Linked DNA regions of Homo sapiens: region 2 is linked to region 1. Evidence: chromatin loops called from intact Hi-C (ENCODE). Cell type or tissue: Caco-2. All regions are shown on one strand.

Region 1 (2,500 bases):
TTTTCTCTTACGCGGCTTAGATTTTCTTTCTTTTTTAATCTATTAGTTGAAGTGCCCAACCAACCTGTCTCCAATTAGAGAGAGAGTAGCCCGGTAAACAAATGCTCTTTTAAAAATGCAGACGGCTGTATGAATATTAAGAAGTTTGTTCACACCTTGATGAGCCTAAATTACTTCAGCTAGATTACTTTCTTCCTAACACCCATCTGACACTGATCTACTCAGGAACAGGAAGTCTGGCGTAAAAGTAAGAAGAGGCACTGGAGCATGGAGGATTTCCGGGTGGAGTACCATGCAGTGGGCTACATCCACATTGCGGGGCAGTATGAGAGCTGCAAGAATTTGGGGAACGATCAAAGCTATTTGACTATAACTTGCAAGAAATGTCTCTGTCTGGCGATGGCTCAGAGTCAGTGTACTTGTGTCACTCAAAGGACAAAGAGCAGAGCCTAACCTCACCTATGCTCTCTCTAGTATAAAAGTTATGTACACAGTGTTGAAGCCAGAAAGCCTGGGGTCTGAACCCAACCTTTGGCACTTACTTCAGCTCCATAATCCTTTATCTGGCATCCTTAGGGTCAGGTTCCAGCTTTAAAATTCAGAAGTCTTTACATTTTAAAAAGGCAAAACTGAATATACTGAATATTACAGACCACTTCCAGTAGGGTCCAAGGCAGTAATCCATAATTAAACACATTAATATTTCTGTGGCAATATCTATGAATATTCACACCAAATGAGATGAACAAAAAATTTTTTTTTTTGAGACGGAGTCTTGCTCTGTTGCCCAGGCTGGAGTGTAGTGGCACAATCTCGACTCACTGCAAACTCCGCCTACCGGGTTCAAGCGATTCTCCTGCCTCAGCCTCCTGAGTAGCTGGAACTACAGGCGCATGCCACCACACCCGGCTAATTTTTGTATTTTTAGTAAAGACAGGATTTCACCATATTGGCCAGGCTGGTCTTGAACTCCTGACCTTGTGATCCGCCTGCCTCAGCCTCCCACAGTGCCGGGATTAAAGGCATGAGTCACCGTGCCCAGCCGAACAAAAATGATTTTTAAAAGCTTCATCAGGTTTTTCTGCCAAATAAATCTGCACCAATCTTAAAAGAAAAGGGATCAATCAAATTGTGGTTTCCAGAGCTCTGGGTGTTTGGAATTGCAGATATGGGGCTGTGAGGTTAATGTTTAACTACAGGCAAGTAACTTAACCTCTTGTAAGTCTCAAGCTTCTCTGTGAAATGAAGACAGGTGCCAGGAATTGTGAGGATTGAGACCATAAATGAGTTAATGAACATAAACAAACACTCTCAGTACACCCCCAATAAATATTAGCAATTCGCTATATGCTCAGGGGCGGCCTTCATGTACCTCAGTCTCAGGATGCAAAGGTCCCTTCTGATCTACAGAACACTATTCTATTATGTGTTTCTTATCTCTTTCTTATCTGAGGCCACAAAAGAGGCTAAGGTTCCTGAAACAGGGGCAGTGAATGATTCACGTTAAGATGGCCCAATGCTAGCTGTGGAGAAATGGCAGTGACACAGCTCTAAGGGCTGAGCAACACACAGGTGTGTTAAGCTACATCTGACGCTTTCATTGCTTAAAAGCATAAGAATTTTCTTCCTTACAGGCAGCCTTGCACTTATGAAAGAGTAGGTTTGCCCATTCATTTTTTTGAGATCACTAGTCCAGGCCACGCTATTTTGAACCTGGACCACTGCAACAAACCCCTACATCAGTCTCCTCATGCCTCTTGCTATTGCTCCCTTATAATCGATTCACCACATAGGAGCTACAGTGATCGTTTTAAAATTTAAATCAGATTACCTCATGCCCTTGCATGAAATTCTTTGGTGGCTTCTCATGTACTTAAGACTAAAGTCCCAAGGCTCACTACTGCCTATGAGACCTGGCAAGGGCTGGTCTCAGCCTGTCTCTCTTGTATTAGCACCAACCATTCTCCCTTCTGTCCTAGTCTTGCTAGACTTCTTCCAGCTCCTTGAACACACCAGGCCTCTTCATACCCCACAATGTTAGCAAGGCTGTTTTCTCCCTCCTTGGCTCACTCTTCCCTGCCCCATTCACCAGCACCATTTAATACAGCATTAGCCTGAATGTTACCTCCTGAGAGACCTCCCTGACCACTACATCTAGACCAGGTTCTGCATGGTACTCCAGGACCCTATTTGTTTATAATTCTTTCTAATTATATTGCTCAACTCCAAAGTAGATTGTACAGTATACTCCATAAAGGCAAAGCACTATTATCTTCTTCACTGCTCCATCTGCAAGGTCTGCAGACAGCAGGCACCCAGTGATTGGTGGAATAAATGGAGGAATGAATATGTGATCCCATACTATTTCCAGCCAAATTACTTGTATAGTCACTACATTAAAAATGGGACATGGGCCGGACGCAGTGGCTCACGTCTGTAATCCTAGCACTTTGGGAGGCCAAGGAGGGCAGATCACGAGGTCAAGATCGAGACCATCCTG
Region 2 (2,500 bases), 180 kb after region 1:
GGACTCAAGCTATCGTCCCACCTCAGCCTCCCAGAGTGTTGGGAATTACAGGGGTGAGTTACCACATCTGGCCCGGAATCCATTATCTTTCAAAGTTAAAATGATCTCTATTATCATCTCCTCCTCCTCCACGTAATTAAGGATTTGTGGGTATTTTTGTGGATTATTAGGTAGTAGATAAGTAAAGAGTTACATACATACAAAAAAAAAATTTTTTTTTTTTTTTTGAGATAGGGTTTTGTTCTATCACCTGGGCTCAAGCAATCATCCCACCTGAGACCATGGGCTCGCACCACCATGCCTGGCTAATTTTTTAATTTTTTTAGAGACAAAGTCTCACCATTTGCCCAAGCCAGTCTTGAACTCCTGGGCTCAAGCGATCCTCCTGCCTCAGCCCCTCAAAATGCTGGGATTATAGGCGTGAGCCACTAAAGCCCAGCCTAAAATAATCTTTTAACGTAAAATAAAATTCCTTTCGAACTAAAGGAGTTAGTTTACATGTAAACTACACATCAACTCACTACACAAAATGTTTTCACATATAGTTGATCACAATCTATTAAGACTACCCTCTCAGTCCACACGTCCCTTATAGCTGACAGAATTACTGCAGTTGTACTATTTTCAGCCTTTCTACATACAGAGTAACTCACTTTTAACTTAAATTCTGACATAGTTATAAAATCATTAAACAAGTAACTTCAATTTGTGTATCCTGGATCCCAAGCATACAAAGAGAATGGAAAAAGGAGATAAAGGTGTACTTATGTATTTAGGTTTAAATAACATAAGTTTATTTTCTCACAGTTCTACAAGCTGAAAGTCTGAGATCAGGATGCCAGCATGGTCTGGTACTGATGAGGGCTCTCTTCCTGGGTCAGTTTCGTTTTTAACATCTAAGAGGATTGTTCACCACATCTCTGTTAGTGATAATAAAACAGCTGCATTTTCCTCATCCTATTCTTTGCTCTAAAAGCCATAATCAGCCAGACCTAACTAATTAACTACAGTAATAGTGAAAAATCTTAGTAATATAATCTGCTGCTTATTAGTCCCAACCTATTTTATTACTCCTTTTCTTTATGTATGTTTTAACGGAACAGATGAAGTTTTGGATTAAATTCCAAAAATGTTATGTATATGATTCTAGTATTTCTATTTTAATGGGAAAATGTTTTCCTTCATAGTGGCGAAGAAACTCCAACAGAAAAGTTCAACATTTTCCCATGATCCTCACTCCTCTGCATTCCTCTTCCTCCTGTACCCCCAAGTCAAGGCACACTACTCTTCACAAAACAGCAGACCATGGTTTCTTTCTACTGCATATCATTGAGACTCTTCTTGATGAAAACAAGCATAAGCAAGGACATAGGATCAAAGGGCAGGGTAACGGCAAAAAGGAGAAAATCCCAAAAAGACCAGAGAAAGTGGAAACAGGAGCTTGGTTGTATCAGTGGCTACAATTACATTTCTGTTTTTCTCCTGTATGACTTCATTTTTCCCTTATGGTTCCTTTTTTAAAGTAGTTGCATAAACAGCGGCCAGATAAGCATGTTTGAAGTAGAAATTCAGGGGAAAACAAAGCCTACACTGAATGGGCCACAGACTATCATGTATCATCTGATTACCATGCCCTGACATAAAGAGCATGCAATATACATGATGTAAATAAAAAAGAACATCAGATTCTTAGTCAGAAAACCTGAATTTAAGTCCTAATATGCTGCAGAATTTCCAACAAGTGAACTAACTTTTCCTGAGTCCCACTTTTCTAATCTATAAAAAAAGGGATACAACCACCTGCCTACTGCTGTGAAAGTTGAAATGAGAAAAATACTACACATTTGCTGCATATAACTTTTAAAATCACTATAATGTTATGAAGGATAAAATTCTGAATTGAAGTCTCCCTCTGCAATCACATAAAAAAACCATATTCTGACATCTGTTAACAGTATACTGACAGGCGCATAATTCAGGTGGATAAATACAAAAGTGGCTTTTAAGCCACTATCTGAAATAAACATTGTACAGTCACCTAATAAAAAGTTTTACACAGCCCAACCATAGAGTATGATTACTCACATATAAAGCTAGTGCTATTCACCCACTTTCAACAAAATATATGTATCAAATTGCAGTTCCAGCAGTGTGCTAAATAATCTACATCTCATTTAATGTTCTACCTATAACTAGCGTAGTTAAAAAAGAGCATGGGTTTGATATCTGAATGACTTAAGTTTGAACACCAGCCAGGGTTATAGTAAGTGGTAGACCTCTGCCAAGTCTGAGCTGAAAATCCCTCAAATGTAAATTAGGAATAACACTACTCACTTCACAGAATTAAGATTATTGTGGCCAGGTGAGGTGGTTCAAGTCTGTAACCACAGTACTTTGGGAGGACAAGGCAGGAGGATCCCCTGAGCCGAGGAGTTCGAGATCAAATGATCAGCAAGACCCTGACTCTACAAAAAAAATTTTTTTTCATTTGGCCAAGTAT

What was found. A loop is a pair of places that touch in the nucleus more often than their neighbours do. Peaks named below come from ENCODE experiments on the same cell type or tissue, not always from the same donor. Only the 100,000 strongest peaks of a DNase experiment are listed, where the experiment ranks them.
Region 2: a loop joins it to region 1, with 5 times the contacts of the local background. A loop is called at or near these places in 16 of 110 quality-filtered maps.

What each region holds. Positions count from the first base shown.
Region 1 is chr1:231,232,807-231,235,306 of GRCh38, forward strand. The region is part of intron 2 of FSAF1 (40S small subunit processome assembly factor 1); the gene reads right to left. Among named protein-coding and RNA genes, the nearest start is that of FSAF1, 7.1 kb to the right of the region's middle. In Caco-2, no CTCF peak of the experiment used is centred here; DNase peaks (open chromatin) are centred at 475 and 1,395.
Region 2 is chr1:231,416,226-231,418,725 of GRCh38, forward strand. All of the region lies in intron 1 of EGLN1 (egl-9 family hypoxia inducible factor 1), which reads right to left. Among named protein-coding and RNA genes, the nearest start is that of EGLN1, 4.8 kb to the right of the region's middle. In Caco-2, no CTCF peak of the experiment used is centred here; no DNase peak of the experiment used is centred here; H3K4me3 peaks cover 189 bases.